2 separate regions of the Homo sapiens genome follow, and region 2 is linked to region 1. A link is an interaction called in ENCODE POLR2A ChIA-PET data of the cell type or tissue named here. Cell type or tissue: MCF 10A. All regions are shown on one strand.

Evidence for each region. Peaks named below come from ENCODE experiments on the same cell type or tissue, not always from the same donor. Only the 100,000 strongest peaks of a DNase experiment are listed, where the experiment ranks them.
Region 2: POLR2A ChIA-PET joins it to region 1 with 8 read pairs; 8 of 35 experiments call an interaction of 5 or more read pairs at or near these places.

What each region holds. Positions count from the first base shown.
Region 1 is chr5:149,893,716-149,898,715 of GRCh38, reverse strand. It overlaps PDE6A (phosphodiesterase 6A), which reads left to right. Exons shown (of 22, transcript NM_000440.3): 10 at 210-353; 11 at 1,940-2,005; 12 at 2,214-2,360; 13 at 3,426-3,533. Among named protein-coding and RNA genes, the nearest start is that of PDE6A, 49 kb to the left of the region's middle. In MCF 10A, no CTCF peak of the experiment used is centred here; DNase peaks (open chromatin) are centred at 1,925 and 2,545.
Region 2 is chr5:149,947,264-149,952,263 of GRCh38, reverse strand. No RefSeq gene overlaps it. Among named protein-coding and RNA genes, the nearest start is that of PDE6A, 5.0 kb to the right of the region's middle. In MCF 10A, no CTCF peak of the experiment used is centred here; a DNase peak (open chromatin) is centred at 3,053.

The sequences.
Region 1 (5,000 bases):
TTCTGTATGTTAGTGCTTTATGTACAGTGTGGTCACATCCATTCCTTTATCTTAGCCTTATAAGAACTCCGCAAGGTGGGCAGCACACAGCTTATCAAACCCATTTTATAGCTGAGAAAACAGAGGCCTAGAGACTCTTGCTATGAGTTTTAGAGTCAAGATTAAACTTAGGTGTTCTGTCTCTGATTCCTCCTTTCTTTCTTTTTCAGTCTTTGACTCAATTTCTGGGCTGGTCTGTCTTAAATCCTGACACCTATGAGTCAATGAATAAACTTGAAAATAGGAAGGATATTTTCCAGGACATAGTAAAATATCATGTGAAGTGTGACAATGAAGAAATTCAGAAAATCTTGGTGTGTAATGTTCTTTACTTGTTTCTACTCTAATACAGACTGCGTCTCAGAGATGTGGCCAGATTAAGGCAAAACTTGCAACTCCATGAGGGCACAGCCTGGGCATGGGTTTGTGCACTGTTGTGTTCCTTCCTGCCTAGCACAGGGATGCAGCAGCCCTCAACATTTAATGAATGAATGAATGAATGAGTGCATGAGCAGATGAGTGCCTGAGAGTGGTACATAACGACTGCACTGTGTGGCCTGGGGACAGCTATTGCTTGCAGAAACACCTCATTCTTGGGGTCAGATGTTGGCTTGACAGCTCTAGAAACTCCATTTTTCACAGTGCTCAGGGATGACTTGCTACTGGAGACAGAGTCAACCAGCCATAGCCCCTACTCTGAGAGGAAGCTTTATCTGGAAGACCAGTAGACAATTATCAGTTTCTCAGAGCCTCCCTCCTGTGGGGTCAGCTCACTTAAAAGACCCTATTAAGTTGGGTGCAGTGGCTTACACCTATAATCTCAGCACTTTGGGAGGCCAAGGTGGTCAGATCGCTTGAGCCCAGGAGTTTGAGACCAGCCTGGGCAACACAGCGAGACCCTGTCTCTACCAAAAAAAACCCCACAAAAATTAGTCAGGCATGGTGGCGTGTGCCTGTAGTCCCAGCTACTCGGGAGGCTGAGGTGGGAGGATCACCTGAGCCCATGGAGGTCAAAGGCTGCAGTGAGCCGTGATTGCCACACCATGCTTCAGCCTGGCTGACAGAGTGAGACCAGAAAAAAAGAAAAAATAAAGACAGGCTAATGTTTTTAGAGGGCATTTCTTAAGCTGGGAAGATACCACAACAAATTTGATCATTTCATTCCAATAACTGTTAAATTCAGAAGAGAAAACATCCCGTTTAAATAAATTGCCTCATGGTTTGCTTGACTCAGTCCACAGTTTCAGCCAAAGAATGGGTATGTGCAACCTATCGGGGCACAGCCTCGGTGAACCAGTTACAAGTTAACAAATTTTGCTCTGGGTCAAGAAATCAGGAGCAAGTAACTGGGTCCAGTTCCCCCTCCTCTGGCACATGGGGACACAGGCCCAGAGAGAGAAGGAACTTGCCTCAAGTTACACAGTAAATGAGAGGAAGAACTAGGACTATGTCCAAGGCCTCCTTACTCCCAGTCAGTAATAGTAACAATGAAACTATCAACAACAACATTAATTTATGTTAGTGCTTACTATGCGCCAAGCACTGTGCTAAGTGCTTTATATGGATTATTTAATTTTACATATGTTACTTGAGAATGACTTTTCACAATTAAATTTTAATTCACCAGTTAAGTATGTTTATTATCCTCAACTTACAGATGAGGAAACTGAAGATCAGAAGCATTAATAACACGGCTAGTAAGTGGTAGAGCTTGAATTTGAATGCAGGTCTCTATGGCTCTAAAGCCCAGGACCTTGTGCATCAATGGATGTTAAATGGAATCCTCTTTGAGCTGGTGGTTCTGTTGCAAGGACTTTGGAGGAAGGAGATAAATGGGAATGGAAACGCGGAGGCATGTTGTAACCTATTTTTTTTCCCCTGCCATTTTGGGTCCTGGCAGAAAACCAGAGAGGTGTATGGGAAGGAGCCATGGGAGTGTGAGGAAGAGGAGCTGGCTGAGATCCTGGTGAGCTGAACCGGGGCAGCACGAGCCCCGATGTATAACAAGTGCAAAGTGCTCCTGAGCATGCAGGGGTTTCTCCTTGCAAAGCATGTTCCCCATCACTCTGTTCTGATCCTTCCAGCAGACCCAGGATGGGGACAGGGCTGGACAGGAGGTGGGCACCCAGAAACACTTCATGTTTCCTAATCACCTGACTCTATTCCTTATACAGCAAGCGGAGCTGCCAGATGCAGATAAATACGAAATTAATAAATTTCACTTCAGTGACTTACCCCTAACAGAACTGGAGCTGGTAAAATGTGGAATACAGATGTATTATGAGCTCAAAGTGGTGGATAAATTTCACATTCCACAAGAGGTGAGGTCAAAACAAATATATATGATTTCCCTTTTTAATTTTCTTTCTTGCTTGCTTTAAAAAAAAGACTCAATCTGTAAACTACCTTAAAAAGAGTTTACTCTCAGTATTTAGGATTTAAAGAATTAGTCATGTTGCACAGATGAGTCATTTATAAGAAAAGAGACACGCTGTTCCTCTGTGTCCTGTGAAGTGTGATGTTTTGGGTGCGTTGGTTTCTTGCAGTGGGTTCTGAGGTACTAAGCCCTGAAGGCTGGGAATAGATATGCTGCAAAAAATGGGTCCTATAGTTAAATGAGGGCAGAAAATGTGGGCTAAACCCATTTAAACAGGGCTCATTCCCTGCAGGATTCCTTACTAAGGTTTGCTGTGAGTCTAGGGTCATGGGGGACGGCAGAGAAGGTATGTGTGGGAGGCAGTGGGATATGATATGCAGAATTGCCTGAACTTGTTTGATTTTGATTAAAGCAGTGGTTCTCAAAGTGTTACCCCAGACCACATCCACACCACCTAAGAACTTATCAGAAATTCACATTCTTCTTTTTCTCTCTCTCTCTCTCCTCTTTCTCTCTCTCTCTCACACACACAGACACACACACACACACACTCCCAGCTCTGATAAATCAGAAACTGTTTTAACAAGTCCTCCAAGTGAGTCTCATGCACACGCAAGTTTGAGAACCACTGGATAAAAGAGTCCTTTTGTTTTTGTTTTTTTTTTCCCTGTAGAGCCCTTGTTAGCTTCTCCAAGGATAGTTGCTCTCCAGGGCACAGTTCGGGAATTACTGATGAAGCTCAGTCAGAGGAATGATGCATGCTCACCTCGTTTCCTAACAACAACAACAACATCTTCTTAGTATTTAGCATTTAGTATTTGCAAAGCACTTTCGCAGCATGATTGCATCTAGTACAAGCTCTCACCTCCTGGTCCAATGATGGGGTTAGAGTACCTCAAACCTCAAAAGAGAGGGCCATGGGCCATGCCTTCTTCATATTTTTGTTATTCCAACCCTCATGAGACCATTTCAGGTGTGTCCTGCCTCACTGATGTGCATGTGTTCACAGGCCCTGGTGCGGTTCATGTACTCCCTGAGTAAGGGCTACCGCAAGATCACCTACCACAACTGGCGGCACGGCTTCAACGTGGGGCAGACCATGTTCTCCCTGCTGGTGGTATGGCGGGGCCGGTGGGGCTGGTAGGGTGGGCTTGCATCACACTAGACAATCTCATGCAGACTCTACATGGTAGCAACAGCGTTGTTCTTCTTTCTTTATTTATTGTCTTTTAAGAGTTATGTGAAAGCAGTACGGGCTTAGTGTAAAAGGATTCCAAGAATAGAGATGCATATAAAATAAAAAGTGAAAGAAAGCTGCAAGCTACCCCCAACCTCAGTCAGGTTATTTGGGGGTAACCATGTCACAAGTATAAAAGTAGTTCAACAGGGCCGCCTGTAATCCCAACACTTTGGGATGCCGAGGCGGGTGGATCACGAGGTCAGGAGTTCAAGACCAGCCTGGCCAAGATGGTGAAACCCCATCTCTACTAAAAATACAAAAATTAGCTGGGCGTGGTGGCGGGCACCTGTAATCCCAGCTACTTGGGAGGCTGAGGCAGAGAATTCCTTGAACCCGGGAGGCAGAGGTTGCAGTGAGCCAAGATCGCGCCACTGCACTCCAGCCTGGTGACAGAGTGAGACTCTGTCTCAAAAAAAAAAAAAAAAAAAAATTCAACAGTTCAATTGGTCATGGTTATAGTCTTTGCTTGGGGGCATAATGACAATTAGGAACATATTTCATTTTTAAATGGCCTGTTATAAAGAGGTATCCATTTCTGTAGTTAGCCTGGCAATGCAAGTCATAGTAATGTGGAAATCCACTTAAAATAAATAAATAAAGATTAGAAAACCTTGAAATAGAAAAGTTTGCCATTCACCATTCGAGATGCCTCCAAACCACCTGTTAGCTGCTCCCATAAACACATCATGTGTTCTTTTCCCCAGAGAAATTTTCTGAAATTTCCTTAAATTGTGGCAGTGTCTAGAGAAACAGCAGTATCAGCCACCTTTAAATTAAGCTTCCTGTAGTACTAAAATCAGAGAAAAGATAAGTGCAACATTCAGTTTTGTTCAGCCTCATACACAAGCCCCAACAAGGACAAAAAGGAGGTCTAAAGCTGCATCATGTTCCATTAGGTGTTTCCATGAATCTTCTCATCCACTTTTTAGAGAGTTGCTTCTACCTGTCTGAACACTGGGAGGCCTGATTGACTATAAAATCCAAGATTTCCCTCTAATGTATAATCAGCTTTAAATTCCCTATAACTGGTACCCCTCTACCAGCAAGAGTGAGCCCCCAGGAGCCCCATTGGAAACTTTCCTCAGTAGACACTAACTTATATTCATCTATTTTGAGGTCATTAGTAATTCTGGTTATTGATTGCTTTGGCCTCTGATTGTGGGAGTTATTATGGGAACTTTCAGGGGCAAGCTATCTGGGAGCATGAGTGAGCCTGGCCAAATAACAAGTTCTGAACCATCAGGGAGACAGAACAGAGTAAGCAAACCCAATATAAGCCCTTGGGACTGGAAAAGAGGCCAGCTAGTGATGCATGAACAGAGTTCAGTTAAGTCTGTCCACTCA
Region 2 (5,000 bases), 54 kb before region 1:
TATAAAATAAGTATCATTGTTTCCCACAATTTGCAAATGAGAACATGAAGACCAGAGAGTACATAATGTGCCTAGTGTCAAAATTATAAATTGTGGGAAAAGGATTTAAACTCAGCTCTCTCTGATTCCAATGCCTAAGCATACCTTCCTGCCTGTTGCCTTTCTTTTTTTGTTTTTTAGACAAGGTCTTGCTGTGTTGCCAAGGCTGGCCTCAACCTCAACTCCTGGGCCCCAGAAATCCTCCCATCTCAGCCTCCTAAGTAGCTGGGATTACAGACATGCCATATCATGCCCAGCCTAGCTGTTGCCTTTCTGTGACTATTGCCAAACAGCATGTTTTTGGGACCTAATTTTACCTGACTTTTCAGGATTGCTCAAAGTTCCCAACTCTTTTTGAGTATAGATTCCTTTCATAATCTGGCTTTAAAAAAAGGACGTAAGGTTATAATGCACATAAGGACGAACTTTTTCATGGCTCATCTGCAGATCCAGATTAGATCCTTAAGGTAAAACAAAGAGAACTTCAAAGATTAGCCAAGCTTCAGGGATACAGACCCAATGGGTCCCATGTAGCCAAATAAAATCACTAAATCAACAGGCGGCCAGACAATGTGGAATTGACATCAACTCTAGATCAAGGGTAAGCACAAATGAGATGTGGGAGTGTGCTAAGGTAAGTATAGAATGAGGGTGGAGACCGAAAAGGCTGTTCTGGCAGTTCTAAGGGCTGGTTCACAAGGGAGACTGTCTTCCCTTCTGTGGCTTCCCGGAGGAGGTAGGGTTTGGCAAGCCAGGAGCAGAAAGGCTTCCATTAGGAAATGAAGGCTAAGTTGACATTTAACTCCAGTGAAATGTCCAGAACGGGGACACTTAGTGCCTCTGGGATGTCCTACAGAGGCTCAAGGACACACAAATCACACAAGCTTGCACCATTCTTTCTCATGCCCCCTCTCCTGGTCAGCCAGCGTAGCTTCCACATTCTACTTCTTGCTTCTAACCCGCTCATTTCTCTCCATTCTTTTGCCTCCTATCTTGGGCCAGGTCCTCATTACTCCAGGAATATTGCAACAGCCTCCTTATTGACTTGCTAGCCCCAGATTCATCTTCTTATATAAATATTGATATTTGATTCCTCTTTGCCATGTTCTCTGCTCTCATACCTTCAATGACAGGGAGGTCACTACCTATGAGGTAATTCAGTTAGTCTTTGGTAGTGGCAATAACTAGTAATGATTGATTACCTATGATTAAATTGAACAGTATGAAATTGTCATTTGTGCAGAATAAAAATAATCATTGGCAGTTTTATATGGTTTAACCTAATACTCACCAGGTGCATAGCTTTGCATTATATTTACTATATTATCTCATTTAATCTCCAAACAACCATGTCAAATAATTCTAATTTTACAGACAAGCAAAGTGAGGCCCAGGAGAAATTAAATAATTTACACAGTTAGCAAATAACAGGCCCCAGGTCTAACTCTCAAGCTCTACCTCTTAAGCACTCTGGGTACTGTCTTCTTAAAACAACCTGTACATCTCATCTGCTGGCTTGTCCTGCTCTCTGGAGCCTTCCTGAACAAACTGGCACCCTCCCTCACCCCCAACAGCCTTTCAGAGCTTCCTCACAATTGAATACCCCCAGTTCCTTCACCATGGCTATTTGCAAGAGTGATGAATGGCCTGTGGAGACCTTTATACCCCACACTAGAATTTGTGGTGGCCGATCATATGCTGACCAGCCTGTTCACATTCTAGTAGGTCCTGAATTTCAGAGTGCTATTTTTTCCAAAAAGGGACCTTGCAAAACATCTCTCCTTGATCCATTTGATTCCTTACTTGGTCCTGTTTCTTTTCTTTATTCCCTCTTCTTTACCTCCAAATTTGCAGTCTTTTTTTTTTTTTTTTTTTTTTTTTTTTTTTTTTTTTGAGATGGCATCTGGCTCTGTCGCCCAGGCTGGAGTGCAGCGGCTCGATCTCGGCTCACTGCAGCCTCTGCCTCCAGGGTTCAAGCAATTCTCCCATCTCAGCCTCCCGAGTAGCTGGGATTATAGGCGCACGCCATCTTGCCTGGCTAATTTTTGCAATTTTAATAGAGACCGGGTTTCGCCATGTTGGCCAGGCTGGGCTCCAACTCCTGACCTCAAGTGATCCACCTGCCCCACCCACCCAAAGTGCTGGGATTACAGGTATGAGCCACCGTGCCTGGCCCAACTTGCAATCTTAAAATCACCTGTGGAACCAGCAGTTCTGCTTCTGGATATATACCCAAGAGACATGAAAACATATGTCCACACAAAGACTTGTACAAGAATGTTCATAATAGCCAAAAAGTGGAAACAACCCAAATGTCCATCAACTGATGAATGGCTAAACAAAACAGGGTATATCTATGCAATGCAACATTATTCAGCCATAAAAAGGAATGATACTTTTCATTCAAAAAGGAATGATACATTTCAGCACAGCATGGTGAAAAAAAGGAATAAAATACTGATACATGCTGCAACATGTATGAACCTTGAAAACATTATGCTAAGTGAAATAAATCACACAAAAAGCTACATATTGTATAAATCCATTTATATGAATGTCCAGAATAGGCAAACCCATAGAGAGAGAAACTGGATTAGAGCTTACCAGGGGATAGTGGGAGAAGTAAGGTTGGACTGATTGCTAATAGGTATGACGTTTCTTGTGGGGTTGACGGGAATTTTCTGGAATTAGTGGTGATGGCTGTACAACACAGCAAATACGATGGCCTCCCTCATTCAAAGCCCACCTGGAGTCACAGAACTGGGAGTATTAAAGATAAATTATTCAACTCCTTTGTTTTGTTGATAGGGAAATCAAAGCCTTGAGAGAGGATGGGACTTTCTCAAAGTTACAAAATGAGTCGTTGGCATTGCTGGACCTAAAATCTCGTATTCCTCTTTCTAGTAGTACATGCACTTTTCTAAACTAGATTACACAAGACATCTCCCCAAACTCTACTGGTAGCCCCTATTGCCAATAAAAGAAGCTTCAGATTACCAGTTTCTTCCCTGACGTCTGAAATCAGGTCCATTTCATAAGTTAGTGTTAGGCGTTAGGTGACTCACTCCAAATACCAACTTATTTGTACCTACCTAGCAATTAGACTGAAGTTTTTCAACAGCCTTGCCTTCCTCATTCTGGCATGTTGAAAAATGAGATAAAAGTAGATTTTTTGGCAAACTGTTGCTTCTATTTCTCACCAGAACTTGGTGGTTCTGGTGGACATGCTACGGAAAAGGACATGTGCTGAGCTCTTTGGGAAATCTCTTTTTAAAGACAGGGTCTCATTCGCTCAAGCTGGAATGCAGTGGCATGATCATAACTCACTGCAGCCTAAAACTCCTGGCTTCAAGTGATCCTCCAGCCTTAGCTTCCTGAGTAGTTGGAATTACAGGTATGAGCCATCATGCCTGGCTCTAGGAGACATTTTAAAATGGGCCAAGTTTTACTTCTATAGTTCAAGGAGTTTGTCCTTGATGAAAGTACAGGTGTGCAGAAATAACACAACCTGAAATGTAGAAACTCCCCTTAGAATGGAAGGAAACCAATAGTTTGGGAGTTGTGAGTAGAAAAAGAGTTTAGTTGGTACATCAAAGAAGAATCAACAGAAGTAATGACATTCGGACAGGGTGGTAAGGGACAGGTGGAGGGCACAGCAAGAATGAAGAGGCAAAACCGAAAAAGAATGAAAACATTAGGGTGAAGCTTGGAATATGTGTAGAGAAATTGTGGAAAACAAAATAAGAAGTGTTGGGGACAAATTCTAGAGAGCTATTAATGCCAGGATTAAGAAAAAGTGTTTAATTTACTAGGCAACAGGATGTTGTTGAGGGGTGGGTTAAGGGTTAGGGACAGACACTGTCATTCACACTGGTAAAGCCTTGGAGACAAAATTTGGCATTATTTATCAAACTCCTTAGACAGCTGCACACTCTTTGGACCTGGAATTTCACTTCTAGGTATTTTCTACTAAGAAATATAAGGATGTTCATTACAACATTGTTTCTAATATTAGGAAATTAGAAACAACCTAAATATCTAACTATGGGATAATGGTTCTCAACTGGGGCGATTTGGAAATTTCTGGAGATATTTTTGGTTGTTACAACTTGAGGTGGGTGTTATTGGTATCTAGCGGTAGAAATTAGAGTAAACATCCTGCAACGTACAGGACAGCCTCCCACAACAAAGAATTACTGGACCCAAAATGCTGATAGTGTCAAGGTTGAGAAACCTGGCTGTGGACGGTAGTACTGTGGTGTTCTGGTACCTCCATACAGTGAAATGCTTTGCAATCATTAAAATGAATGGGACAGGCTGGGCATAGTGGCTCATGCATGTAATTCCAGCACTTTGGGAGGCTGAGGCGTGTGGACCACTTCAGTCCAGGAGTTCAAGACCAGCTTGGGCAACATAGTGAGACCCCTAGCTCTATGAAAAATACAAAAATTAGCTGAGCATGGTAGTGCACACCTTCAGTCCCAGCTACTCAGGAGGCTGAGGTGGGAGGATCGCTTACGTCCCCGAGGTGGAGGTTGCAGTGAACCGAGATCACGCCACTGCATTCTAGCCTGGCTGACAGAGTGAGATCCTGTCAAAAAAAAAAAAAAAAGGAAATACCTTTGAAAGGTTTTCATGATATAGAGTTCATAGCCCTGCCACCCTGAATGTGTCTGATGTCTCCTGATCTTGGTAGCTAAGCAGGATTGACCTGTTATTATTCGAGAGGAGACCACTAGCTGGCCTCCAACTTCTGGGCTCAAGTAATCCTCCCGCCTCAGCCTCTTGAATAGTATAGGTATAGCCCAACTCACTTGGATCTTCTAATTCAATTAAATCCTGACATTTTCTACCTGGAGATAGCCTCAGATCCCATAGGTTGAGAGCTCAGTCCCACAAGACTGTTCCCCTGTGCCTCGCCTTTGGGCCTGCAGAACTTCTGACCAGCCAGTTTCAAGTTG